5 separate regions of the Homo sapiens genome follow, and regions 2, 3, 4 and 5 are each linked to region 1. Evidence: chromatin contacts called from ENCODE Hi-C or POLR2A ChIA-PET data. All regions are on one chromosome and are shown on one strand. The core of a region is the stretch at or near the end of the contact, and the rest is flanking DNA. Distances in the headings are between cores, read along the strand shown. Region 1 holds the start of DDX5 (DEAD-box helicase 5). Region 2 has its middle 66 kb from the start of LRRC37A3. Region 3 has its middle 46 kb from the start of LRRC37A3. Region 4 overlaps ERN1 (endoplasmic reticulum to nucleus signaling 1). Region 5 has its middle 3.8 kb from the start of MIR6080.

Evidence for each region. Hi-C counts contacts between places; a loop is a spot of excess contacts on that map. ChIA-PET counts read pairs that join two places held with the same protein, here RNA polymerase II (POLR2A). Pooled maps may share reads with other maps.
Region 2: a map of naive thymus-derived CD4-positive, alpha-beta T cell shows a loop between it and region 1 (36-fold over the local background). The contact joins the enhancer-like site here to the promoter of DDX5 in region 1. A Hi-C loop is called at or near these places in 4 of 168 maps with a recorded cell type or tissue (A673, B cell, ascending aorta and 1 more), 10 of 37 single-sample maps with no recorded cell type and 18 of 50 pooled maps. POLR2A ChIA-PET finds 5 or more read pairs at or near these places in 8 of 52 experiments (CD4-positive, alpha-beta T cell, CD4-positive, alpha-beta memory T cell, MCF 10A and 5 more).
Region 3: a map of chondrocyte shows a loop between it and region 1 (6-fold over the local background). The contact joins the enhancer-like site here to the promoter of DDX5 in region 1. A Hi-C loop is called at or near these places in 4 of 168 maps with a recorded cell type or tissue (B cell, ascending aorta, chondrocyte and 1 more), 9 of 37 single-sample maps with no recorded cell type and 16 of 50 pooled maps. POLR2A ChIA-PET finds 5 or more read pairs at or near these places in 7 of 52 experiments (CD4-positive, alpha-beta T cell, CD4-positive, alpha-beta memory T cell, MCF 10A and 4 more).
Region 4: a loop to region 1 is called in a pooled map, with 2.5 times the contacts of the local background. The contact joins the enhancer-like site here to the promoter of DDX5 in region 1. A Hi-C loop is called at or near these places in 1 of 50 pooled maps. POLR2A ChIA-PET finds 5 or more read pairs at or near these places in 7 of 52 experiments (CD4-positive, alpha-beta T cell, CD8-positive, alpha-beta T cell, MCF 10A and 4 more).
Region 5: a pooled map shows a loop between it and region 1 (4-fold over the local background). The contact joins the enhancer-like site here to the promoter of DDX5 in region 1. A Hi-C loop is called at or near these places in 1 of 168 maps with a recorded cell type or tissue (naive thymus-derived CD4-positive, alpha-beta T cell) and 7 of 50 pooled maps. POLR2A ChIA-PET finds 5 or more read pairs at or near these places in 13 of 52 experiments (A549, AG04449, CD4-positive, alpha-beta T cell and 9 more).

The regions. Positions count from the first base shown.
Region 1 is chr17:64,505,039-64,510,619 of GRCh38, forward strand. It overlaps DDX5 (DEAD-box helicase 5), which reads right to left and starts at 1,251. Exons shown (of 13, transcript NM_004396.5): 1 at 1,038-1,251. The coding sequence starts at 1,081. CEP95 (centrosomal protein 95) reads left to right here and starts at 1,939. Exons shown (of 20, transcript NM_138363.3): 1 at 1,939-2,078; 2 at 3,554-3,682; 3 at 5,135-5,242. The coding sequence starts at 2,060. RefSeq lists a silencer at 342-411 and enhancers at 502-711, 772-901, 1,602-1,841, 2,042-2,131, 2,113-2,729 and 1 more.
Region 2 is chr17:64,982,524-64,988,104 of GRCh38, forward strand. No RefSeq gene overlaps it. Among named protein-coding and RNA genes, the nearest start is that of LRRC37A3, 66 kb to the left of the region's middle. RefSeq lists enhancers at 2,383-2,662, 3,280-3,579, 3,860-3,909. Within about 2 kb of position 2,833, at least 28 of the 41 ENCODE cell types and tissues checked have a DNase peak (open chromatin) inside an H3K27ac peak, as active enhancers do; they include B cell, CD4-positive, alpha-beta T cell, PC-3 and 1 more, where a contact is called at or near this core.
Region 3 is chr17:64,962,815-64,968,395 of GRCh38, forward strand. It overlaps the pseudogene AMZ2P1. Among named protein-coding and RNA genes, the nearest start is that of LRRC37A3, 46 kb to the left of the region's middle. RefSeq lists an enhancer at 2,990-3,039 and a silencer at 3,259-3,422. Within about 2 kb of position 3,322, at least 8 of the 41 ENCODE cell types and tissues checked have a DNase peak (open chromatin) inside an H3K27ac peak, as active enhancers do.
Region 4 is chr17:64,116,055-64,121,635 of GRCh38, forward strand. The region is part of intron 1 of ERN1 (endoplasmic reticulum to nucleus signaling 1); the gene reads right to left. Among named protein-coding and RNA genes, the nearest start is that of ERN1, 11 kb to the right of the region's middle. RefSeq lists enhancers at 4,984-5,043, 5,274-5,413. Within about 2 kb of position 2,482, at least 17 of the 41 ENCODE cell types and tissues checked have a DNase peak (open chromatin) inside an H3K27ac peak, as active enhancers do.
Region 5 is chr17:64,774,190-64,779,770 of GRCh38, forward strand. It overlaps the pseudogene ARHGAP27P1-BPTFP1-KPNA2P3 and the pseudogene ARHGAP27P1. Among named protein-coding and RNA genes, the nearest start is that of MIR6080, 3.8 kb to the right of the region's middle. RefSeq lists enhancers at 3,609-4,278, 4,279-4,947 and silencers at 4,434-4,653, 4,814-4,873. Within about 2 kb of position 2,767, at least 18 of the 41 ENCODE cell types and tissues checked have a DNase peak (open chromatin) inside an H3K27ac peak, as active enhancers do.

The DNA.
Region 1 (5,581 bases), core at 1-2,500:
ACTTAGGTCATGTAAACAGCCTGGGATTTATCATGTCGGAAGCCGGGGATTTATCATGTCGGAAACTTGTCACCCACATGCCAGAATTTGGGATTCTGGCACACACCACTTCTTGTGGTTACTGTAATCTTCCCCACCAGCCTAGCAATTCACTATCAGCAATAACAAGGCTACATGAACCGAAGAGCATCACGACGATGTTACTCATATGGCCGTTTTGGAACCAAACAGCTTTAGTGGTAAGAACCTAAACAGTACAGTCAGCGATAACAGAACAAGGGTTTTCTCAGAAACACTTCTGCTAGCAAACCCAGCTGGGGGAACGCCGCGGTAGAGCTCCGGATCAACGAATCAAAATTATATAACGCAGGAAAAAAGAAAAGGAGGAGCCGGCGACTACCGGGGGAGGAGTCCCGGCCCGGGCGGAGTCGGCCGGGCGGCGTTCCCGCTGGGGCGGCGCTTCCCCCTTTGTCTCGCATTTCTCTCTGCGCCACATTTTCTCGACGCTGCCATTTTGAGCTCCTCCGCCGGGCGGGGTAACAAAGGCGCCGCCGCCATGTCCGAGGCCGGCATTTTGTACTCGCGACTCAGCCACATGGCTGATGCCGGCCGCCCTCCTACCCCAACAGCACCAGGGCTTTGGAAGTGGTCCCCTCGCTCCCACAGAATGCCCGGCCACCCCAAAAACACCTCCCGAAACGCCGCACCTAACAGATGTTCCTTCGTCTGCCTCGAAGCGTCCCGCTTTCATCCGCACAATACGCTCCCTCTCAACTCCCTCAACAGCTACCAAATGGCAGCCGCCCCGACAGCTCCCCAATCCCCACACAAAAAGCAAGCTTGAAGACACTACACCGTCAAATCTCTTCCAATCACTGTGACGTGAATATCAAAATGGCGCAAGCCTTCGGGAAAGGAAGTCCCAAGATAGCCCGGAAAGGCCAAGTCCAAGCCGCAAAGCCCCCGCCGGCCGCCACCCTGACCCGCCCTCCCATCCCCCCACCCGCCAGGCCTGACAGCTCGGCTCCCAAACTCACCCTCGGTCCCGGCCGCGGTCTCGGTCACTCGAATAACCCGACATGGCGTCAATGGTTGCGGTTGGCGGGGAACGAAGTATATAGAAAAGCGTGCGACAAGTCGCTGGAAATGGCCTCGATGACGGCGAAGCCTTGCGGGGGCGGCAGCGGAGGAAGGACACCGATGACACCAGCCGAAGCTGCACTACTAGAGACCGGTAGAAATGAATGAGGTGCCGGCCGCTTTCCGGCAGCCGCTTTTATAGTCTGGACCGCCTCCTACGCCGCAGGGAACGCTGGGAGCCGCTCTATGACCTAATCGCCCCGCCCCTCGCGCATAGGCCGCAACGCCCGCTGGCGTTCCAGGATCGCCGCGCTTTCACCCCTCCCCGCGCCACTCTCTCAGGTCAGGGCCCACCCACCATTGGAATGCCTCATTCTGCACTCTCTTGACCTCACCTTCTTCTGGTCTTTCCACACCTCAAGCAAGCCACCCCGCCCTTTCCCAAGCCCAGCCCCGCCCACCCTCGCCACTCGGAGATGTTTACGTCTCCAAAGAGCCCTCACGTCTGTAACCAAAAGAGGGGGAAGGCGGGGCCTGGCGTTGTCACGTGGCTGTACCACCCCGGACCACCGAGAGAGCGGTCCGCACTACTTTCCCGTTGACGTCGGCGGAGGGATACAAAACGAAATAGCTCACCGGAAGTGCGCTGCTCGCACCCCGGGACCCGCCCGGGCTGCCGGCTGATGTGGACCGTCCGACCCGCGTGTCTGATAATCCTTTGACGGGTTTTGGTCGGCGGAGAATGGTCTCTAAACTTCCCAAACCGCCCCCGTTTCACGTCCTGTGAAAGGAAGTGCTCCTCTGATGACCAATCAGCGGCGAGAAGCTCTTTTAACGTCCGTCCTTCTTTCACGCCTCCTTCCCCGCGCTTTGGTTCGTGCGTCCGCGCCCCAGTGTCGGGTCTGCGTGGATCGGTCCTTCCAGGACACCGTCGCCTTCCCGGCCGCGTCGGAGTCCGGCGGCGACCTGCCTCTGAAACATGGCAGGCTCGGATGCTGGTGAGTGTCTCCCTGGGGTCCCAGTATGTGTGGACTGAAACCGTCCACCTCCAGGGAGGCCTCGGGCTAGCCCGGACTGGGTCTGGGCTGTCGGCGGGGCTCGTGACCTTCAGACGCCGCGTCGCGCTGGCGGGTTCCCTGGATAGGGTCTCTCAGCTTCACCACCTCTTCGCTTCGAGGCCGTGGAACAGCAGTATGCTGTGGGAGAGAGAGAGGCACTGGGGCGAGGCCGGTAGGACACTTGGGTCCTGGCTGTAAAAAGAGCGGTCAGAAGGGTCGTCCCCGGACTTGTCTTTCTGTGGGGCGTCTAGCCGCTGTCCGTGTGCCCTCCGCCCTTGCACTATGGGCCCTGAGGTCGTACCTGCTTTTGTATTGGTCTTTAAAGGAACAGCATTCTTAAGATTTATTATGCCCCTGCAGAATAGTAGAATATGCCCCTGTAGAATAGTTGTGCTTTTTTCTCTTCAGTGCCCTCTAGAGTCATGGGCTTTGTCTAGCACCGCTTTTGAAGAGCGAATTAATTTGGTTGTCTAGGACGCTTTCATCCTTTTCACAAGGACTGCGTACAAACCAGTTGTCATGGTTTGGCCAGCTGTGAGAAATGGGCGTGGGGAGGGGGATTATGTGCATGGAAAATACACTCTCATTCGTTTCCAGAACGTTACGTGTCCAGAACATAGTGGAGATGTTTGTTTCTAATACCGATTGAAAGTGCTTTCCTACCAATTCCCAGGCATTTCAAGGAACAAGTATTTTAAGCTAAGTTACTTTTGGTACAGAAACCGTTAAACTTTGCAAATCCCAGCAATATCTAGGGGAGAGGAGAATGTGGTACGCAGGAAACGTCAACAGTATTGATAATTCTGAGCTTCATGTACTTCCCATATTTTCTTTCATATAGATCGATATAATAAAAAAGAAAAACTAACAAATGCATTACCGTTGATGTTGTTATTATACCAGTTCTTAACAGCCTAAGTTTAATCACCACTTTTTCCGGCACCAGAGAAACCCTGACTTGCACAAGATAATTGGGTAAACACAAGACCAATACTATTGCAAGTGCGAAGCAGCCTCCATTAATGAGTTTCTGGTAACCTCGGATTATCATTAAACTGTTGTTTATGACATAATATTCCTGTTTACTTGTAAATATGTTTTAACTAAAAACACCCATGTAAGGCTTATATAAGTAACTTAAGATTTTAGGCTGCAACAGTATCAATTGAATTTGCAGTATAGTTTTGACTATGTAGAAATTACAGCACTCTGGAAATCATCCCAAGAAATTAAATACATCTTTTTAAAAACCATGCCTAAAGGGTCTTTGAAATTCTCTAACAATCAAATTCCTTATCTTCTGCAAAGTTCAGTGTCTGTTTTTGTTGGGGGGGAGGTTGTTGGATTTTTTAAATGTCTGTGTGATTTTTTTCTGGTGGTTTTTAAGACTGATCTTTCCCCCTTTTTCCCAACAGAGTGGGTAACCATTGCCAATAACCTTCTTTTTAAGTGTCATATACATCTGAGAATACATGAACTTCAAGACTGTGATGCTAATGTTTTTATTGCTCTTTATCAGTCTATTTTGGGAGAAAAGGTACCAGGTAAGAATACTAAAAGCAGGAGTAATTTTGCCTATATCTTAGGCCAAAAGTTTTTAGTCCTTTAGTTAGATTCTTTGATATTTATAAAATTTCATTTTCTCTTTGCTTGTTTCTTTTTTTAATATTGCATATTAAATTCTATATTAATATACAATATTAAAATAAATATTGTATATTAAATTGTATTTAATATCACATATTGTATAATTATAATATTGTATTCCTTAAGGAATACCCTGTGGAACCCACTCATAATAACGGCCTTGAGCAGATCAGTTTGAGGGCTCCTGATAATCACGGCTTAACCTAATCATGGCTACTGCCTTGTGAAAGTTGCATCTTTTCTGTAAATGTACCTTCAAAGGTTGTAAAATTGAGTGGAGCTTGGGAATTTATTGGATTCTGTTACTTAACCAGTGCTAGGGATAAGAATTGATGCTTGTAGATGATGAACCTCATTTACCAAGACAGTTAATAAGCGCATATGTCCTTTCATCTTGCTCACCATCTCACTATGTTCAAGACCAGGGTGGTACCAACTCAGCTTAAGTGATCCTCCCGTCTACCTCCCAAAGTGATAGGATTACAGGCATGAGCCACCACGTCCAGCCTGTGCTGACCTTTTAAATCTTTATACCAATAATTCTAGTTGGCTATTCAAAAGGACATATAAGGGCCAGGCGCGGTGGCTCACACCTCTAATCCCATTACCTTGGGAGGCTCATCACTTGAGGCAGGTGGATCACCTGAGGCCAGGAGTTCAATACCAGCCTGGCCAATATGGCAAAATGCCATCTCTGCTAAAAATACAAAAATTAGCCAGGCATAGTGGTGCACGCCTATAAACCCAGCTACTTGGGAGGCTGAGGCAAGAGAATTGCTTGAGCCGGGAAAGTGGAGGTTGTAGTGAGCCAAGATCACGCCACTGCATTCCAGCCTGGGCGATAGAGCGAGACCCTGTCTCAATAAATAATAAATAAACATACATATGTGTATATATAAGAACGCTCCTTGAATGCCTGCTGTGTTTTTTTTTTCTTCGTAGAAAGTAGCCCATAGTTATGGGTTAAAGTATCATGTCTTGGCTCCCTTATTAGACTATTAGCTGTCTTTGAATTTAGGGACCACTTTATCTTCCTTAACATGGTGCTTCTTGTAAAGCATATTCATGTATATCTATATATCTATATATATATATATGGTGTAATAAATATTCAACCGTATTCAACCAGTCTAATATTGATAAATCGGTTCAATCAATAAATACTCAACCAGTAAAGATTCTGCTGTGTAGAGTTCAGGGTTTATTAACTTTATCTGTACTTTACAGCATGTTCTGTTTGGGCAGAGCCTTTATAGCAGTTGAGCATATTCAGTAGCCTAGTCAGAGACAATGAGATGAAAACTTGGCCTCTCATGGATACAAAATTATGTGATTTTTTCCCCCCCCAGACCTCATAGTTATTCCTAGGAGTCAAGAAGATGATGCACACAATGTACAAGCAGTAATTGATTCACTGGCCTTGGACTACTTGCAGGTCAGCTTGTCTCACATAACAGGTTGGTATATGTATAACTATCACATAATTATGCATTTTAGTAAAAATAATTGTTAGAACTGTAGACATTGTTTACTTAACCAAATGAGTGAGCTTATGGAGTAGACCAAATTGTAAGATTGAGCTAAGACAATCAACTGATAGAGGTCAGGTCCATACATGAGAACTTTTCCAGGAGAGCTGAACATTGATTTTGCAATTGATCTGGGTCTGAAACGTAAATATCCTAGCTGGTAATTTGAGGTGTGTTTTTTGTTTTTATGTTATGTTGTTTTATTTATTTTTATTTTTTGATTCAGAGTCTCTGTTGCCCAGGCTGGAGTGCAGTGGTGCAATCACA
Region 2 (5,581 bases), core at 1,583-4,082, 480 kb after region 1:
TGTTTTTTAATGCTTCTCTACATGGCCCGTTTACACTAGTTACATTTTTTTTCTGGGTACCCTCATCTCCACATTCCTATCTATACTGGTCATCCATGGGCCTACTGCATAGCTGTTCCTAGGACTGCAACTACACTTTGCTCTGTTGGATCCCCTGTTTCTTAAATTACTAAATTCTGTCTTCCTCTTTCCTGGCCTACTCCTTTGGTTTCAGTAGCACATCCCCAGAACCTTCTGGAATAAAGGTACATAGAGATAAATATTTTGAGAACTTTGACATCTGAAAATGTTTTTATCCTGCCCTCATACTTGATTGAGAATTTATTGAGTTGGTGTGGAATTCTAGATTGCAAATCATTTCCCCTCAGAATTATAAACAGTTTGCTCCAGTTTCTTCTGACTTCCAATGTTGCTACTGAGATGTTCAATGCCATTTTGATTCCTAGTTCTTTGTATGTTATCTGTTATTTTTAGGAAGATTATAGGGTCTCCTTTTTATCCTTAGCGTTCTGAAGGGTTATAAAGATGTGCCTTAGCCTGAACCTTTCTTCTCATTCATTTTGTGGCTCACTTAGCAGGCCCTTTGATACTGAGACTCTTATCCTTTCATTCTGAGAAATTTTCTGGTATTATTTTTTTGATAATTTCCTTCCCTCCATTCTTGCTGGATGTTGGACTTTCAGAATAGATCCTCAAATTTTCTTATCTCTCACATTTTTTCCATCTTTTTGTACTACATTCTGAAGTTTTTATCAATTATTTTTTTTCTTTTTCTTTTCTTTTCTTTTTTTTTTGAGACAGAGTTTCGCTCTGTTGCCCAGGCTGGAGTGCAGTGGTGCGATCTCAACTCACTGCAACCTCCACCTCTTGGTTTCAACCAGTTCTCTGCCTCAGCCTCCCTAGTAGCTGGGATTACAGACACCCACCACCACACCCAGCTAATTTTTTTTTTTTTTGTATTTTTAGTAGAGATGGGGTTTCATCATCTTGGCCAGGCTGATCTTGAACTCCTGACCTCGTGATCCACCCATCTCGGCCTCCCAAAGTGCTGGGATTATAGGTGTGAGCCACTGTGCCCAGACTTTATAAATTATCTTCTATCTTTTCTTTTGAATACTTACTTTAAACTATTCTGCTTTTCAATAGCCAAAATCCCTTTCTTGTTATGATTATTTTATTTTGCACCCTGCGATGGTTTGAATGTCTGTGTCCCCCCAAATTTCTATGTTGAGACCTAACCCCCAACGTGATAGTATTTGTAGATGGGAACCTTTGGGAGGTGATCAGGCCATGAGAATGGAACCCTTATGAATAGTATTAGTGCCTTTATAAAAGAGACCCAAGGGAGTCAGCTCACCCCTTCCTCCACGTGAGGCCACTGCAAGAAGACACTATCTCTGAACCAGAAAGCAGGCCCTCCCCAGACACCAAATCAGCACCTTGATCTTGGATTCCAGTCCCTAGAACCATGAGAAATAAATTTCTTTGTTTATAAACCACCCAGTGTATCATATTTTGTTACGGCATCCTGAAAGTCTAAAATACATCCTATTTCATGGATAAAATGCCTTTTCTTATTTCTCTATAGATAGTAACTATACTACTTTTGAAGATTTGTTCTGTTGTTTCCTCTGTTTTGGTCTTTTTGTTTCATGTTAGAACTTTCCATAAACATCTGGTAATCTTTGGCTATCTGTTAAGATTTCATTATGAGGCACAAAAAACTGGTGGGGGGTTCTGTGTGCATGAATGTGGCTTATTCTCAGAGGCAATCTGGCAGATAATCAGCTTATTCACTGAGGGGATTCTCCCCAGTGTCTGAACTTGAAAGTTTCTTCTCTGCGACCATTGCATTTTTTTTCCAGAGTAGGATCATTTCCTAACTGACTGCCAGTGTTCTGGAAGCAGGTGCAGTGAAGAGCCTAAGAGTCCTACTAATGTGTGTGTGAATTCCGAATCCTTAGTCACCGTGTTCATCCCTAACCCATACTGCCACAAGGACTCTCAAGTCTCACAACTAATTCATTTTAACATGAGAAGATATTAAGAGGGTTAAGAGGTTCTCCATGATTCACCTACTAGTGTGAATTCATATCTTCTCCTTTTGCTTTTCCCCTGGCCCTTAGCTGATATCAACTGCTCTGAGGAAATGGAAGTCTGATTGGTCAGGAAGCAGGAATAGTGGGTAATTTGGGGTCCCAGACCCCCCTTAGCAGGCAAGCAGCCCAGAGGTGGGTAAAGCACTTTAGGAAAGGGTGCTGCAATCCAGGGACTACGGCCCTGGACCTGGACGCCAAAAGGGAGTTGAGAAAGTAGAAAAGAAAACTACTTATGCTTAAATTGTGCTCAGAGCCAGGTCTCTATGCAAAGGAGCAGCAGGTGACCTGATTTCTCCCTCCTGCACTGCAGAGAACCTGCCCTCAAAGACCCAGAGCTCAGCTTCAGTAGAAGTTGAACAGCACTGTGCGAGCGAACCTGAGAACCCAGTCACCCTGAGAAAAACGGTTTCTAGGAGAAAACACATTCTTTGATCCAAACAACCAACTTACAAATGATCTTTTGGACCACGTCCTGCCTGCAAACTGAGGCTCAATTCACCTTTAATGGGCCAGCTCTGGCAGTGCCAAGGGAGAGAGGCCATTAGCAGAAATGAAAAAAGCAAGAAATCTTTTAGTCCATTAGGTTAAAAGAAGATTTTTCATGCTTTATTATTTATGATTTGCGACTTCAGTTACTGTTTCCTGGAACAAATGTTATGATTCAACTTCTATTTACTGAAGCAAATAGATGCTTATCAGCAGTCATGCTACAAATCACAAAGCAGTCAGTAAGGCCTTTGGGGCTGTGGCCTCTTTTGCAATTCTTTGATGTCTTGTCAGGCAACTTATTTTCTGTGCCTTAGAGAGTTTCCAAAAGCTACCACAATCTGATGTGTGTGTGTGTGTGTGTGTGTGTGTGTATACATTTGTGTGTGTATATCTACATGCACTCTTTCTGTCTCTCTTTCTCTCTCTCTCTATATATGGCATATAAATACAGTAAATTCAAAGAATTGAGCAAAAGCAGATTTTGGTTTTTACTTTAAGAATATCATTTCACTTCCTGAAAAATTAGGAATTAGGAGTCCTAAGAATACCACATAGCATTTAGGAAGACTTGAGTGGGAGCTAAGAAAGTTCGAATGAGGGGAGGAAGAAAGTCCCTGGTCAGCCCGGTATAGTGACTCAAGCCTGTAAACCCAGCACTTTAGAAGGCTGAGGTGGGAGGATTGTTTGAGCTCAGGAGTTTGAGATCAGCCTGGGCAACCTAGCAAGACTCTGATCTCTATTAAAAAAAAGAAAGAAAAGAAAGCCTGGGCAGTGGCCTCAGTGAACCCTCGAGGATGCTGTGATCCTCTTGGTGACGTCCCCAGCCTCTGCTTCAGGATGACAGCATGGTCTCCTGCACCATAGCTCGGTCTGAAATTTTCGGTTTTTCTTTCAAGTTCCCCTTTTTCAGTCTTCAAGGGGGATGGAGGAGGTGGCCTGAATAAGACATAAATGAAAGAGGAAGTGTCTCAGCACCAACCAAACGTAAAACAGCGACAGCGACCCACTTAGCTTGTGACCTCTACGGAAATACTGAAGACGTCCTCTGTGTCCTTTTAGACTTTCTGGGGGAGGGGACAGCTGCTGCCCAGAAGCAAGCAGCTTCCTTTTGGCCAGGTCAGTGCAGGGAACCAACAAAGACAGGGACCTGTGGCCAGAAGAAGCACAGCCACAGCAGGTATCTGATTGGACTGAGCCAGGAAAGGCCTTCTTGCCCTTAGGGACCCCTCAAAGCTTCTTTCCCACAAGCTGGAAACTGCTTGGCTCACTGCTGTCCTAAATGCAGGTGCCAGCCGAGGGGGTTACCCTAGGACCGTGAGCCATTAACAGCTTGTCTCAAATACGCTTCTCCAAGGCAGTCAGCGACTCCCCACTGAACACCTGTGGGTTCCTGCTGGTGCTAACTTAGGCACAGGGCTAGCAGGTCCCTCCCCTGTAGCAGATGATGAGAGCAAGTGTGGTGCAGGAGGAACTGGAAAGAGAGCATCGTCAGAGGCGACACTTGCGTGGATTAAAACCATATATTCTTGTGCAATGTAAAATTGCCAACTTGCATCAGCATAACGAAGGACACACTTAGAATAGAAAAGCTGAGGAGGACAGAAGAATAGGAAGAACAACAAAATCATGCCTGGTCCTTTTGCCCAGAAATGACCCATGTGAATCTTGGCTGAACTTTTAGACTTTTTCGCGGTGCACATTTCTGAACATAATTTGACAACGTGGGACCTCTAGAATTGTACATTCTAATTTTTCAGTCCATTTATTTCTTATTCCAGAAAGAATCCATATATAAGGATGGCTCATCACAGTGTTGTTTTTAATTGTGAAAAGCTGAAAAATGGATGCTCGCCACTAGTGTTTATAAATAAATTCAATAAAGTTATGCTCTCACAATAAAATATTATGTAATCATTTAAAAGAATAATCTCATGCTCTGCGTATTATCATGGAAGGATGTCCACAAGGTCTTGCTGAAATTTTTTTAAAAGTCCCAAAACAGTGTATATATAATTTGAGACTATTGATATAAAAATATGGGTGTATATGTGTGTAAAAAAAGATGTTTGGGCCGGGCACGGTGGCTCACGCCTGTAATCCCAACCTTTTTGGGGCTGAGGTGGGCGGATCACTTGAGGTCAGGAGTTTGAGACCAGCCTGGCCAACATGGTGAAACTCCGTCTCTACTAAAATAAAAATAAAAAAAATTAGCTGGATGTGGTGGTGCATGCCTGTAATCCCAGCTACTCCAGAGGCTGAGGCAGGAAAATCGCTTGAGCCAGGGAGGCGGAGGTTGCAGTGAGCCGAGATCTCACCACTGCACTCCAGCCTGGGTGACAGAGCGAGACTCCATCTCAAAAAAAAAAAAAAAAGGATGTTTGCCAAAATGTTAATAATGGTTGTCTTTAGAAGGAGGGCTTTTTGTGCTGTTTACTTTCTTCTTGATATTTTTTAGCAATTTGTTTTTGCAATGAGCATTTACTAGTTTTATATTTTTTAAACTATTTACCTTGAAAAAATTAGGTAAATCTATACTTACCATATAAAATACATTTATTTTGTAGTGAGTGAAAATGAGGGTTACAAAATATATACATAGTATAATATCATGTTCATATTTTATAGTTTTATACATAAATTTACATATTTTAGTTTAAGTGTTTATAAATACAAAAATACATTCACACATTTGAACATATATATAATATGCATATACATTTTACATGTATATATAAAAAGTTTTAAAACATATATTTTTATTTTTTAAGATTACTCTTTTTTTCTTTTTTTTTTTTGAGACAGAGTCTCACACTGTCGCCCAGGCTGGAGTAGAGTGGCACGATCTTGGCTCACTGCAACCTCCACCTCCCGGCTTCAAGCGATTCTCTCGCCTCAGCTTCCCAAGTAGCTGAGGTTACAGGCGCCCACCACCACGCCCAGCTAATTTTTTGTATTTTTAGTAGGGACGAGGTTTCACTACATTGGCCAAGCTG
Region 3 (5,581 bases), core at 2,072-4,571, 460 kb after region 1:
TGATCTCGGCTCACTGCAACCTCTGCCTCCCAAGTTCAAGCAATTCTCCTGCCTCAGCCTCCCAAGTAGCTGGGACTACAGGCACATGCCACCACGCCCGGCTAATTTTTTGTATTTTTAATAGAGACGGGGTTTCACTATGTTAGCCAGGATGGTTTCTATCTCCTGACCTCATGATCCGCCCGCCTTGGCCTCCCAAAGTGTTGGGATTACAGGCGTGAGCCACCACGCCCAGCCCCCCCACTTTTTTTTTTTTTTTGAGATGGAGTTTCACTCTTGTTGCCCAGGCTGGAGTGCAAAGGCACAATCTTGGCTCACTGCAACTTCTACCTCTGGGTTCAAGTGATTCTCCTGCCTCAGCCTCCCGAGTATAGCTGAGATTACAGGTGCCCACCACCATGCCTGGCTAATTTTTTTTTTTTTTTTTGTATTTTTAGTAGAGATGGGGTTTTGCCATGTTAGCCATGATGGTCTCAATCTCCTGAACTGGTGATCCGCCTGCCTCGGTCTCCCGAAGTGCTGAGATTACAGGTGTGAGCCACGACACCCAGCCTCTCTTATTGTTTCTGGAATTGTTCTTCTTGTTGCAAGCTTCAGGCTTTGGCATTTGTGGTTTCCTTTGCTTGGTACTCCCTTGCCTGAGATGTATATGCAGTGTGACCCTTCAATTTGATCACTTCCAAATGCTACCTCCCTAGGGAGGCATTCCTGTCTATCCTATTCAAAATGGTACTTGTTTCTATTTGTTTACTTTGACATTAGGTTATAACAGCATCCACTTTGGGAGGCTAAGGTGGGCAGACTGCTTGAGCCCAGGAGTTTGAGACCAGCCTGGTCAACATGGTAAAACTCCTCTCTACAAAAAGTACAAAAATTAGCCAGGTGCGGTGGCACGTGCCTGTACTCCCAGCTACTTGGGAAGCTGAGGCGGGAGGACCACTTGAGCCCAGGAGGCAGAGGATATAGTGAGCCAAGATCACACCACTGCACTCTAGCCTGGATGACAGAGCAAAACTCTGTCTCAAAAAAAATTAAAAATAAAAATAAAATAAAGCATCTGTTTACTCCTTGACTCTCTGTCTCATCCACTAGTGTATTAGGGTAGGAGTTCTTTGTTCACTGCTGTATTCCCAAGGCTTTGAGCAGGGCCTGGCACCCAGTAGGTGGTGCTCCATGAATATTGTTGAATGAAAAATACATGAATGAATGAGTTATAGACTTTTTTCCCCTTTAGTTACACAAGAGAAGAAAAAGATATCTATTGACAGTTACAGCTCAAGAGAGTCTTTGCTGCTATGAAACAGCTGGATAACCACAGGACACTGAAAGCACTGTGCCGAGAACCCACCGGTTCAGCATCTGAGGATGGATGGATCTCAGACTGCCCAGCAGTAGTGTACTACATGGGTGGGTCAGTTGTAAAGAAGAAAAAACTGATCCATGAGCAGACACTAAAGAAAACAGTGGGATGAAATCAATACTGGGTTAAGTATGGCAGTCTGTGAGTTTGAACATATTGCCCCAATAGATTTTGTTTTAACTATTTTCCAGTAGACATTTTTTTTCATAATGCTTTCTTTTAATGCCTCAACTAGTCGCAAGAGCTTTACTAAATATTGCAACTCTTGGCGGGGCACGGTGGCTCACGTCAGTAATCCCAGCACTTTGGGAGACCAAGGCAGGCAGATTGCTTGAGCTCAGGAGTTCCAGACCAGCCTGGACAATGTGGAAAAAATCCCATCTCTAAAAATTAAAAATAAAAAAAATACACCGGGCATGGTGGTGCACACCTGTAATCCCAGCTACTTGGGAGGCTGAGGTGGGAGGACCACTTGACTATGGGAGGTGGAGGCTCCAGTGAGCCGTGATCATGCCACTGCACTCCAGCCTGGGCAACAGAGCGAGACCCTATTTCATAAATAAATAAATATCGCACCTCTCTTTTTTTGGTACTAAGGCAGAACTGTACATAGACTGATTTCTCCAACTTTGAGCAACCCCAGATGGCTCTACTTGAACAGAAAAGAAATTGAAAGTTTAATCGTGTATAATCCCTTGTAAACAACCTGGGGGAAAAATGGTTAGGTTCTCGCCGGTGATATTTTACTTCAATGAGGTCATGTAGCACAGTGAAAATAACGAATAACTCAGCATTAGGGAGAATTGGGATCTGATCCCATTTTTGCCATTGGTTACATGACACGCAAGTTTACTCGGCTGCTGCAGGCTTGTGTCCTCATGCATGAAATGGACTAAACAATCTCCACATTATTAATGCTTTACGACTCCGCTTTCCAAAAATGGAAATGCATTTGAAGACAATACCAGGCCCTTGAAAATGAAGACGGGAGGGTAAAAAACAAGCTGCAACAGAGAACAGTATCAAGCTTTTAAAGAAACAAGTTAACACCGAAGCCAGAGGCCTTTAATGTAGACATTAAACGGTGTCTACATACACCCTTTCAGCTTGAATGTCAGCACCGGCTGTACTGACAGAAGATTTACATGACCTTTTCCTGAAATAAGCCTTCCTCTCCTAGTAACTCAATACCACGGGTACATTTTTCCAGGTACACTAGAGTTGGGTACTGCTCTAGAGCTGCACTGTCCAATACAGTAGCCACAAGCCACATGGGGCTGTTGAGCACTTGAAAATGTGGCCAGTTGGAAGTAAGACGTACTGCAAGTGTAACATACATACAGGAATTTGAAGACGGTAAAAAAAAAAAGGATATAAAATATTCAGCATTGATATTGATTGAAATAATATTTTGGATGCACTGGATTAAATAGAATATACTATTAAAATTAACTCCACCTGCTTCTTTATGCATTTGCTAATACGACTACTAGAAACATTAAGCTTACATAGGTGGCTTGTATTATATTTCTATTGGACGGTGCCATTCTAGATATCCGAATCTACAAAGTGACTGAGATTCAAACTCTTCAATGAAGCACTTTTTAAATGCTCTACTTGAGAATTAATTCCACTCACTGCTCTGCTGCCGTCGCGGTCCTGACTTTCCAAGGCTGTGCCCAGAGCGCGGCACACGTGGCTCTCACACAGGCAGGCCTGCACGGCACGCAGCAGTGGAGGAGGTTACCCTGGGTCGCCGACGCCAGGGGAAGCCAAGCGACCGACCCCACACTTCTGAGCCCCGCCGGGGAAGTCCCCGGGCGCGGAAACAGGTGGTGCGCCGGCGGTTCGCAGCTGCTGTGCCCGCTGGCCTGGGCGCAGCCGGGGACAGCGACGCGTTTCCTGCCCGGGAAGGGCCCGAGCGCAGGGCCGGCTATAGCGGTCCCGCAGCTGCCTGCTTCGATTTTAGCACTGCTGCTCCCTAGAGGGAGCAACGCGGCCCTCTGTCCCTCGTAGGGCTTGAAATGTAAATTATTCATATCAGGGGAATGTGTGCTTCAAAAAGCAAGCTGGACAAGAACCGACGGGTAATCCTCGCCAAATTCTTCTATTTAACCCTCACCATTAAAAGTCTGAGGCCTGAAAAATCTCTTGACTGGAGAGATATTAACTCCACAGGTAAACGGGATCAGGATCTACGACATAAATGAATCAAATTCACTGATTTCTAAGATTATTTAGACAGTAGAAAATTATTAATCCTTTTTATTAGTTCAATACTTCATTCAGCATTTGCAGAGCAAAATCTGCTTGGATTTATTTAGTGAAAATTATCTTCTAAAACTACAAAGATTTAACCACAGTACATAAAATTTAGTTGCAGTAGGCAAATTATATTTTTAAGCTGAACCCTAAGAAATTGTCCAAAAATATGTACAATAGTTATGCACAGCACTTATGATTGCTGAATAAATGCATCATATAAAATTTAGTTCAGTTTTTAGCAAGAGTGAACGATTTCTTAGATGATTTTTCTCCTGGTCTCATAGTGCAGAGTATTCACAAATGGACCTTATATCTTCTCCAGACAACCGTCATCCCCAATTTATTCACCTAGGCAAATCTTAGTTCAAAAGAGTTTGTGAGAAAGGCTGACCTACAGGACTAAAACCGTGCTTACATTGTAGGAAAATAAAAGAAAATGTAATCGAATGGACAATAATTTTTAAAGCACATTATTCAAGGAGGAATAAGCCCTGTAACAGAATCCATAAAACACCATGCTCCATCAGTCTCTTTTTGCTAACAGAATGACCAAGTATTCTCTCCAATTAATTTTAATAGCAAACCACCATTTCCTAAAATGACTTAAATGGGTTCAATCAAGTAGGAGAATGAATCCAAGGGAAACCACTGACTAGGGGTATAAAATGTGCCTTACATCATATTGCATACATCAAACAATCAAAGAATTTAGGCTTCAAATTACAAGAAAAAAAAATACCTTTAAGTCTTACCCTCAAGGTAAGATAGGAAAGTGGGAAATGCTGTCTGCTCACTGGCATTCCATAAAATATTCACTGTAATTTCTGGATTTCCAAGACACATCTATCTAGCAGAGGTGGTTTGTCAAGTCTGAGCTTTTCCACCTGTCCACCCCTGTAGCAATGGGGCTGATGTTCACAACCTGCAGACCATCATCAGCATTCATGGCACCCCGACAGATAACCCCATTAAACTCTCTCCCTGACTCAGGTAAACACTTCACAATGTGAGAAGGTGAGAAAGACATTATTACTGAAATAAACCTGAAAGCTGCTCTAAGTCTATAGAGAAAGTGTAACACTCACAAATATAAATACCATTACACACTATTTGTAAGATCCCTCATAAATGACTATGTTATAGCTGAGACCTGCAACGGAACTCCCACCACCAAATGTTGTGGTAGTGTAAGGACCATTGTTATTTTCACTTGCAAATATTCCTGAGAGGTCGTATTTTAAGCTGCTAAAAACTAAAACAGGAATAAGGTGACAACCAGCAAAAGAAAAAAAATGAGCTAATGCACTCGAGAGAGTAAGGAAGGCTCACGGAAGAGGAGGGCTGTGGTGATCAGAGTCCACGGACGTCCAAAAATGTGACTTGGCTGGCCCTAACAGAGGGGAGCAGCTCTTCTAAAAACAAAATCACCCCCTGGAAATTATGTTGGTTGGTTCCTTGGGGCATCTACAGTTCTTTTTCAAGTTATTTACTTGCTCATTACCGCCAGTCCCAGCTTTCTTGGGAGACCTAAACATATTTGGGGAATGGAAATAATGTGCTTGCTGCCACAGACCAGGCCAGTAAGATGAGAAGATAAAGAGTTTCTAGAGTTTTTATTATTCAAAATGAGTTTCATTTCAATTCAGGTACTTGAAAGAAGGTTCTAGTCTGTTACTTTGACACAGCACAAGATCAATAGTTTATTCTGATGAAGTATTCCACCCAAATGAAAGCATAACATGCAAGTAGTCATTTATTTCAATCACTCCTATTTGAAGGTCCTTATTTTTGGAGAACAGTCAGGCATTTTATTATCCACTCTTTCCATTCCTTAAAGGCTTCCTTCCACGGGTTTCAGTAAATTCCCATTATCCTCACGACTGTGTTCTGGAGTTGCTCCAGGTGTGCCAGAAGATTCATCATCAATCCACCTCACCAGTGCCTGGAAAAGCATTG
Region 4 (5,581 bases), core at 1,232-3,731, 390 kb before region 1:
TTGCAACATTAGAAATTAGTAATAATCTGACTCACTTTAAGGTTCAGGATGGGGAAAAGAAATACCATGAAAATCAACTAATGTTACATGGGACCAGGTGGCTGATTCCCAGGCACACCTACCTACTATAGACTCTAAAAGCAACCATCTCCTAAACTGAAAGGGTGATACCTTTTCTTCTGCCAACCACAAATCAGATAAGTGATTGAACTTTTACCAGGCACCGAAAGCCCCAGAGATTTCCAAGCACTGAACCATCAAGATCAAGATAACTTAGGGTCCGTTTTACAAGCAACTGTGGCTTGGTTCCCAGTTAGTCGAGCACCAAAACTACAGATAAACTTGTTCTTAATCTCCACATATAAAGGAAACCGTTTTCTTCTTTGCAAAACCAGCTCATGGCAAGTGGAAAACGAACCCTAACAGAATTCTAGAATAAGGTCACTGGATTGCTCATAATGAGGTAGTACCTTTAAAGGTCAGAGATTCCCCAAATTTGTTCTTAGAACTTTCTTACCGCATTTCAATTTATCGGGAGATGTTACAAATACTCCTACAATGGAAAAAAAATGTAATCTTATTTAATGTAAAAAAAAAATAACACACACACACACACACACAAACACACCCATTTGTGTATTTGGGTGCACAGCCATCACAAAAATCAAAGAATGGCTGGTTCTGACCCCTCTGAGTTGTGGGGGTTTTCTGAGGTTTCCCTGACAGGATTTAATGTCTTATCATGTTATCCTTAAAAATCAACAACGTGGCCGGGAGCGGTGGCTCATGCCTGTAATCCCAGCACTTTGGGAGGCCGAGGTGGGCGGATCACAAGGTCCGGAGATTGAGACCATCCTGGCTAACACGGTGAAACCCTGTCTTTACTAAAAATACAAAAAAAAAAAAAAAAAGCCAGGTGTTGTGGCGTGTGCCTGTATTCCCAGCTACTTGGGAGGCTGAGGCAGGAGAATGGTGTGAACCCGGGAGGCGGAGCTTGCAGTGAGCAGAGATCATGCCACTGCCCTCACTCCAGCCTCAACGACAGAGTGAGATTCCATCTCAAAAAATAAATAAATAATAAAAATTTTTAAAAAAATCAACAATGTGGCCAGGCGCAGTGGCTCATGCCTGTAACCCCAGCACTTTGGGAGGCCAAAGCAGGTGGATCACTTGAGGCCAGGAGTTTGAGACTCACCTGGGCAACATGGCGAAACCCCGTCTCTACTAAAAATACAAAAATTAGCTGGGCGTATTGGCACATGGCTGTAATCCCAGCTACTCGGGAGGCTGAAGCACGAAAATCACTTGAACCCGGGAGGCGGAGGTTGCAGTAAGCCAAAATCACGCCACTGCACTCCAGTGTGGGCGACACAGTGAGACTCTATCTCAAAAAAAAAGAAAGAAAAAGAAAAAGAAAAGAAAAAAGAAATAGAAAGTAAAGAAAAATCAACAATGTTCACGCTCAGTCCCTCATATTTGCTCAGGATTTTCAGACATACCTGAGGACTATCAACACCAGTCCTCCAGAAGATTAGACAAGAAACAAACAGGAGCACCAACCTGTACATTACCCCAACACTAAGTGACGTGGTGCTATTTGGAGTGCAGGAAGGGATCTAGTCTACGAGAGTACAGTGGTCAGGGAAGGCCCTAGGCCCTATACAAGACAGGTGAGCGAGAGCCGATGAAACCACACCACGGTGTGTGGCAACTTACGAGGCCTCCATCTCCCTTGCTCTGCTCTATGTTTCTCCCCTGCAACCCCTGCAGAATTTTATCACCTTATCACATTCTATATAATGTATTTACCATGCTGTTGTCTATCCCAACCAACTAGGTAGAAGTTCCATGAGGGCGGGGGTCTTTGTTTTGTTCATGTTTCCCAAGCATCTCAAACAGTGCTTGGCATAAAATATGTACTCAAAAAGTTGATAAATAAATGGATGAACAGATGAAATTCACTACATTCAAGAGCTAGGAAGCTGGGAGGCTCAAAGCAAAGCAGCCCTCCCATCTTCTACCTCCCCGTATGAGGCTGCACCAGAAAAAGAGGCGGCTGGGGGACTAGTCGCTTTCACCTAAATGGTGATCCTAATTTGGGAAGACATTTGGAAACAGGCCCACCAAAGAGATTTTCTGGTTCCGTTGCTTTGTTTTACAGATGAGGAAGCAGAGGGGGAAATAACTCATTTGCCCAAAGTTGCACAGCTAGCTAGTACAGAACCTCCGGACTCTCACTTGCTGAAAGAATGCATACAATTTCATCATATGGGGCAAACACACATATAGAAACAAGATACTGGCCCTATGATTACATTTAAAAACAGCTAAAATGATTTTACATTTAAAAACAGCTAAATGCCTATCTGCTCAAGGAGTGCAGAACTGGTCTGCCACTTGGGATTTCCTTTAAGCATTAAGTTAAATTAGGAAACAGCCCTGGTGCTGGAGTCCACACAGCGCTTTCAGGCCAGGTGCCAAGCCCCATTCCAAGGTTGTATTCAAAGAGCGGGCTCCCAATTCTACTGACATTTGTCAACTTGGTTCCAGCAGAGTTTTGGATTTGGTCCAGCCCACTCAATGTGATGCTTGAAAGCAAGTGTCCTCCTGTTTCTAAACCAGCTAATAAAGATCCTCTGAGAAACAACTGAGATGGGTCCGGGAGCTGAGACAACTGACTGGTCCTCTCCTGTGTTCTACAGTTGGGCTTGTCAGCTCGGCACCTGCTATAAAAACCCTTCGAGGGAACTCTGCCTGACTCAGGCAATGAGGCTAATAGCCAGCTCTCACATGAAAAGGGGAAGGGAGTGTCACAGCCTGCACCCTCCCACCATTTGCTTCCAAAACATATGTTCCCACCCTGATAGGAAAGTTCCTGTTGGTTCACAAGCTTCTTCTTGTGCTTTAACTAACTCACTCCTTCTACAAATCCCTTCTCCTCACTCGCAATGGCTATTTCATTTTTGTTATGGAAGGTTCTTTTAAAACCATGAAGATGATTTTACCCATCAGGATACTGTGAAGGAGCCTGGAAAACAACATTGTTTTGATTTCTTAAGCCTCTTAATATATGGAAAAGGCAATAAACAAATATATAAATAAATAAACAAGCATAAGTCGGGTAACTTTAAATAAACATTTAAACATCTTACAATTCAGTAACTAAATATGTTTTAATATAAGGCCTATTAGTTAAAGCTGATAAAAGCAATTTCAACAGTTTGTATTCAAAGGAAAAAATCCATTAAATTACCTGCTCTTTAAAAGTTGAATGATATAGTACAGTAGAGAAAATGTAATATTAGGTTCCTTTTTTTCTAGGTTTTTTTTTTTTTTTTTTTTTTTTTTTTTGAGATTGAGTTTCACTCTTGTTCCCCAGGCTGGAGTGCAGTGGTGGGATCTTGGCTCACTGCAACCTCTGCCTCCTGGGTTCAAGCAATTCTCCTGCCTCAGCCTCCCAAGCAGCTGGGATTACAGGCACGCGCCACCACGCCTGGCTAATTTTTGTCATTTTTTTAGTAGAGACGGGGTTTCACCATGTTGGCCAGGCTGATCTCCAACTCCTGACCTCAGATGATCCGCCCGTCTCAGCCTCCCAAAGTGCTGGGATTACAGGCATGAGCCACCACGCCTAGAACTAGAAATAAAGTTAGAACTTTATTTCTAGTTCTAACACTAACTAGCGGACTCTATCAATCCTAACCTCTCTGTAAAATGAGCCAAATGCTGTGTCTAGTCTGGTCCCGTGCTCTGTGACGTGACTGGGAATTTGGAGATGCATTTGTTCTTTCCAGGATTAAGGTACAAAAATTACTTGAAGGCCTCATCCTGGCTGCACATCAGAGTCACTTGGGCCTTAAAACATTTTTTGCTGGTTTATTTGGTAGAGATGGGGTCTTTCATTGTTGCCCAGTCTGGTCTCAAACTCCTGACTTCAAGTGATCCTCTTGTCTTGGCCTCCCAAAGTGCTGGGATTACAGGTGTAAGCCACTGAGCCTGGCCTTAAACATTTTTTTTTTAAAAAAGAAAAGATGCCGGCCCCCACTCCCAGAGATTCCAATTTCATTCACATAGGATGGGGCCCCAGCACAGCGTTTTTAAAAAGCTCCCCAGGTGACTGAGTCATGGCTGGGAAGCACCGCCTCAAGTAACACATTCCTAGCCACAGTTGTGGCCCCCTGTACAGGTGATTCTCTCACTCCTAGTGGCCCCTCAGGAGTCATGGGCCATTTGCTTTAAGAGAAGAGAGATCTGATTTACCTTGGTCAACAAACTTCTCTGACTCAACTGGAGATCAATGACAATGTCAGGTTCTAGGGATGTGACAGCACTGTTTGTTCAGAGAATGTACAGAAAAATTCGGTTTCCATGACAGACACTCCTGCAGCCCAGACAAACAATTATTCCTTCATCTGACAGAGAGGGGGGAAATAATCCACTGGAGAATGGGATGGTTTTGAATTATAATTATAAATTAGTCTACTAACAAAGGAAGTCATGTTTAATACATGAGAGGACAACTCTGGGCCAAGGTTCATTTTTTTAACAGTGAAACATCATGCTGAGTGAAAAATGAAACTGACATGAAATAATCACAAACTGTTTACCTCATGGAGTTTGGCAATGGAAAAATTAATCTCATTACTGATAAGAAGAGCCCACCAAAAGAACACTACACACTATGGGTCACGTCCACCCAAGCAAATATCCTGAAAGCTCCTCTAGTTCTGTAGAAAGACACACAACTGGTGCAATCCCATTAAAGAATATAAAATATAGCTGAAGCAATACCTCCCACCCCCATCCACAACCCACTTGCTTGATGATATAATACAGCCCCTTTATTGGTCTTAATGAGTCTCAAAGAAGAATTCAATAAATATTTGCTGAGTGCCCCCTACAGTGGGTATAACCAGCATGCCACGTTAAATGCCACAGAGGATGCAACCATCAGCAAGCCAGGGTCCCTGCCTTCTCGGATGAACCAGCAAGGGAAGTGAGACACACTCCCAGGGGCACCTTCCTTCCCCCCTTGCTCCTTCCTTCCCTCATTAGTCTCCTCTGAGAGCTACCTAAGCTAACTTGAATCCCTCCATTGTGGTTTAAGAGCCAGAGTCACAGCCACTGTCTCTCTCCTGTCATCACAGACCTGCTCCCTGGTGCCAGAACTGCTTGGCAGGTGGCGCCTCTGCAAAGGCAAACACCCAGAACCAGCACGGTAATGCAAGAGTTCTATCTTTTCAGGACTTCTTGGTGAAGGCTGTGACTGAGCTAGAGAAGAGCGGCTTGGGTTAAAGGCCTCTAAGGAAAGAACTTTCAGTTTTGTTCTTTCAGACATATGACTAGGCGAGATGTTACTGAAAACATGCACCTGCTTGGATATTATTAGACTCCAAGCAAAGAAATTAGCTTAAACTGTGAATTAGGCTTAGCAGGCAATTTTTTGTTGTTGTTGTTGAGACGGAGTCTCTGTTGCCCAGGCTGGAGTGCAATGGCAGGATCTCAGCTCACTGCAACCTCCGCCTCCCAGGTTCAAGCGATTCTTCTGCCTCAGCCTCATGAGTAGCTGGGATTACAGGTG
Region 5 (5,581 bases), core at 1,517-4,016, 270 kb after region 1:
GAGGAGAAATGAGGGCCCCCGCTCCTTCCAGTCGGGGCTGCCTGCTCAGGTGCGGCGCCTCCAGGGTTGCTTGTATAAGAAGGTGCAGCAGACCGGCTGGAACTTCCCTCCCAGCGGCCAATGCCCCAGCAGCAGGGGCGGGCTCCAGGCCAGCTCCACCCACCTGGGCCTTCCCACTTCTGGGTGGGGATGGTGACTGCACCCTGAGATCCCAGAGCCAGGACCACAGCCATGGGGAAGAGTCTCAGAGGCCCCTTTATTGCACCGCCTTTGGCCTGGCTTCCCAGGGCTCCCTGAGTGGCCTCTTTGGGAGAGAGGAGGAGTCATCCCTGCTTACCTCTCCCTGTCTCCCTGTCTCCCCTCTCAGAAGGGGTTGCTTCTGCCCTCTCCTGGGCAGCAAGAGAACAGGAGACGTCCCTCTCCTGGGACATCAACTCTCCCACCACAGGGCTGGGCACGCAGGATGCTCAGAAGAAGGAGCGCTTGCTTGCCTTCAGCTTGTACTGTTCTTGCTGAGAGGAACAGGGTGGCCAACCCTAAAGGCCACCTGGCTGAAACTGAACCTGCTGGCCAGGGTGGGGCTTGGGGTCAGGGGCCTGGAACTGTCCTGGACACAGCCACTTCCTGGCTGTATGAGCTTCGTCCTGTCACTAAACCTCTCTGAACCTCTGTTTGTACTCAGGGCAAATGGAGGTGCCTACACCTGCCTTCCAAGCTGCTGGGAGCTTAACCCTGGGTTACAAGCCTTTGAGCAAGAGCCCACAGGACTGTTAGCCCCTTTGGGACTGCGTCTTACCACACTTTGTCCCCAGTGTCCAGCACAGTGACCAGCCCACACCAAGTACTCAATATGTGCGATTAGAGTGCATGGGGAGTGACAAGGCTGTGAAACACCATCCATGGCAGGAACTCCTCTGTTCTGGGGGTCCCTGGCCTTGCCCAGTAGCCTGCCCTAAGCCCTGAGCTGCCGCCTGACAGACGGGGGTCCCTATACACTCCCCAGTGCCCCCGTGCCATGCCATCCCCACATCCTGCCCCCTCTGTTCTGCACCCACTTTCTTCCGAGATCCCTTCTCAGCAACAATCTCCTCCCCATCTTCAGCCTCCCCATCTCCTGCCCACCCACCTGAACCTGGGGATGTTTCCATCTATGACCTACACCCCCTCTGGCCACGCTGTGTCTCTCTCTCTCCTTCTGTCTGTTGTCTACACACTCAATTCGCACCCTCACTTCACTCCTGACCACTGCCCTCTGCCTTCAGCACCCCCCTGACCAGCTGAGCTTCTAGTGGCCACTTCGGATAAGTGTTATATGGCCTTTCTCTCACGTCACCTTCCTGTGCATCTTTCTTCTGGACACTTCTTGTCCTCTGAGCCAGCACTCTCATGCTTCTCTTCCCTTTGTCTGGCACCTAAATCCAGGCAGGCCCCACCTTTCTCCACCCTGCTCCTCCCCAAGTCCCCCCCACCCCCCAACTCAGTAAGCAGCACCACTGTCTGCCCACAAGTGCCAGCTGGGAATCTGAACTCAACCCGATTTCCCTCCCACCTCCCTCGGCCCCCAGACCCTGCCCATCCATCTCCCAAACCTCTGTTACCACCACATGCCCACGAGACCACCAAGAGCTTCGGCCATTCTTGAGGCCCTGGCCACAGGGATTTTTTTCTCAATCCCATTCCTGTCTCTGCTAAAAGCCTCACAGCAGCTGCAGGATAACGTGCACATTCCTGGCAAGGGCTCATGAGGCCCTGCCCCGGTGGGCACCCACTCTCAACCCCATGCTCCACTCTGAGCCCCGGCCCCATGTCTTCTGTTGCTGGCCTCCTATCCAAGAGGGTGAGTCCCCCAGGACCGTGGCTGTGCCTGAGTCCTCTCTAGATCCAAAGGCTCACCAGGGCTCTGCAGCTATTTGGCTAGTTCATGCCTAATGAACGAGTGAATGGGCCTGGAGGATTATGGTGGGGAAATGCCGCCTGGGACAACTAAGGGCAGGGGTGGGGTTCCCTTGTGGGGGCAGGACCAACTCCCTACCCTGGACTTTGTTGGGGGTGGAGCACCAGGGAGAGCCACAGCTGCCTCTTGAATAAAGCTCCGTGGCAGGGAACGTGGTATTATTGCACTCATTGCACAGGGGAGGAAACTGAACCAGAGACGCAAAGTGACTTGTGGAGGTCACATAGTGAATTAGGGCCACAAGTGGGGCCAGGGAGCAGCCTGTCTCTGGCCAATGTCCTAGTTCCCCCCTGGGTAAGTCCCCTGCCCTCATCACCTGTGCCCCTCCCCCCATATGCCACTGCAACTGGGAACCTGCTGGGAGCTGGAGGAAGGATGGGCAGAGGGGCCACCTGGCAGGCGCCCTGGCAGCCGGGGTGATCTGTCTTCTCAGGAGATGTCAGGACCTGGGCAGTCTCCTTCCTCTTTGGTCCTGGGGCCTGGGGTGGTGGCCCTTGGGCAGACCTACAGAGGCCTGGCTCATAGGTAAGGGGCTGCCGCACCTCCGCCCTATTCAACATACACTCTCTGTGCACTCTGTCTGAGCCAGACCCTGGGCCAGATGCGAGGTTCAAAGAGCAAGGCCATTCCCCCACCTCCAGGGGCTCCGCTCAGACGGGCAGGCACCGTCCCACCGTCACTAGGACAGAGAATGTGGAGAGGCCGGGAAGTGCGCCACCGGGAGCCTGCGCAGGAAACGGAGGGGCGCTGCGGGGGAAGAGCGCTGGCATCCAGCCACCCATCCCAGAGAAGCTGCCTGGCTGGCTGGCAGGGGCGCGAAACAGGAACCAGCCGCGGTCTCCAGCCCCGCCCGCCGGGTGCCGTTTTCCACCCTGGCCACAAGGCGGCGGGCTGCCGCTGCAGGAGCCAGAGTGAAGGCGGCGCAGACCCAGGGAAGCCAAACGAGGATGACCCAGTCTGGGTGGACCCCCTGCTGCTGCCAAGCGCTTCGAAGCCTTAATTCATTTAAGGCTCACAACCCTAATCCTTAGGTATTGTGCTTACACCAGAGGACGCTGGGCCTGGGGGGGGAGGGGGTGGTCCTCGCTTGTAAGTTAAGTGGCTGTCAGCAGCTGGCAGCTGCCCCAGCAAAATCCAGTTCCCCTTTCCCTAGTCTCAAAACCTGAGCTCTGCATTGTAACGAGACAGGCGGAGGGAACACCCAGCAGCGGGCCTACGGAGGCGTGTCTCCTTCGTCTGGGCATCCCGGACTCAGTCCTGGCACATGGTGGGCATCAGTGTTCATGGTAATGACATCAGGCACAGCGAAATAAATCAGAGGCTCCCAAGGTTCAGAGGTCATCTGTCCATCCCCTCCCTTTGTGCTAAAGAACAAACCGAGACCCTGAGAGAGGAAGAGAGCTGCCTCTAGATCATCACACGGCCGGTGGCAGATGGCAGAACGGTTCTAAGCATCCTTTTCTCCCCCTCGGGCTGCCCCTCCCTGAAAAGTTCCTAAAGTTCAAAATGTCAGAGTCCCCCAGAGTGTTCTGAGGATGCAAGAGTGTTTGTAAAACGTGCTCTATTTTCGATTTCCCAGATTAACACAACTGGATTCTGAAGAGGGGAAAAAACAACCTCACTTAACACGTCTTTCTGAAACAAACCCATCAGGAGTTCTTTTAAAAAAAAAAAAAAAAAAAAAAGGAACTGAAATGCTGGAAGCACCCTCAAAGGGAAGCAGACGCCTGACTTTCACATCCACCCTCTCATCTGACTCCAGGCTCCTTGAGCTGGCGGCAGGCCCGCAATCCCCCGTTCCGTGCCCAGATGCACTTCGGAATATAGAACAGCTGGGACTTGGAAAGATAATATGTGGCACCCACCTGCTGTAGGTTACATAACCTCCCAGCAGGGCTTGGGGCAGCAGCCGGCCATCGAGCTTATTTGCATTTCTGCAGCAAAACATGAATATTCACACAAGTGCGATAAATAAAGACCATCAACAGCCTCATATCAGTTCAAGCGCAATTTTGCCACCAATTTGATTACGAAAAATCTTTCGGGCTTCCAGGGAGCTTTGGAGCCTGGAAATTGCAGATGAGGGATGGGGGCCTGCACTGTTTCGCGGCTGGGGAGAGGGAGCTCATCCGAAGTCTTCCGACAGAGGTGGGCGTCATGCCCGACGCTGAGCGGAGTGGGTCTCCTCGAGCCCAGGCTCCCTGCGGGCGCTGTCCTCAGCGAGCCTCCCCGCCTCCGCGCCCGGGGTCGTACCTGCTTCACGATCTCCTACCGCGGCGGGCCGCGTACCTCCTGGATGGCCTCTTAGACGTTCTCTGAGTCGCTGCGCGACAGGGGCAGCAGGCACACCCAGGAGCCCGCTACGCTGCAGGCCTTGAAGCTGCCGCTGCTTCCGAGGTTGCCGGCGGGAGGCGAGACGACGGCGCGCGTCAGGTCGTCCAGGGACTGCGCGGGCCGCACGGGCGCCGTGGGCCGCAGGTACAGGCAGGCGGGCAGGCCGGGCGCCAGGCTGCTGCGCTGGCTCGCGGCGCCGCGCTGCGCAGGGCCGCACAGGGAGCTGGCCCCGCCTCGGGGCTCCGCTGGGGGGCCGTTGGGGGCCGCTGCCACAGCCGCGCTCACGAACCGGTAGTCGTAGGCGAGCGGCTCAGGGGCTGCGGGTCCCGATGGGGGGACCTGGCGGCGCGTCAGCGGCAGGGTTGCCCAGCGCAGGCAGCTCGCGCACGTACTGCGCGGGCAGGTAGAAGGGGCGGCCGCCGGGCTTGCGCCGCACGTGCCACCAATGCTCAGTGCTCTGTGCTGCGCCGCAGCGGCCGGTAGCGCTCATTGGGCGGGATGGCCACGCGGCGCCCGTCCTTGCCGGTGTACTCGAAGGGGTGCTCCACCAGTACGTACACGTCCCCCTCCACATCCGCCGCCATTGCGGCCGCGGCATTTTCCTGCAGGCAACAAGGAAGAGGGCCGCGGAAGTCAAGACCACTGAGCCCGGAATAGCCCAGCACTCGAGGAGAGACTTGGGTTCGAGTCCCGATGCTGCACTTGCCGTTCGCCTTCGGGCCTCAGTTTTCCCATTTCTAAAATGAGGACTTGAATAAAATCACATGCAAGGCTTCCATTCTTACACTCAGTGCTGGAATTAGGACAACCTCTTCATTCCGTGGGGTTGATTCTAAGATTTCAGCCTCGCTTCAGTCCTGCGGTGGGGAGATTGTGGGTAGTCTTGGTCCAAATCGACTGCGAGGGAAACTTTGGCTTTAAAACGAGGGGTGATTACCTGCTCTAAGGTCGACACCACGCTTGCTTGATAGTTGACCGTGCCTTAGTTTTCCCGTCAGTCAAGTGGGAAGAGCAGCCCATTTCCTGCCGCTCCCCGGGCCCTGTCCCGCCTGGACGCCTCCCTCCAGGAGCCTGCGCCCCGGCCCCGGGGTCAGGGTTGGGATGCGGGCTCTGCAGGCGCCCCGGCGAACAGCTCTACCTGGAGGCTGTCCCTGCCCCGCTTAGTCCAAGGGCCTTGGTGTGGGGGCCTCCGCTGTCAAGGCGGGGGAACCGGTTCTCTCGGTTTCTCTCCCCTTCCCCAGCGGCTTCAACGCAGACGTGAGCCCGAGCCGGGCCCGCCCCCGCCCCCTGCTC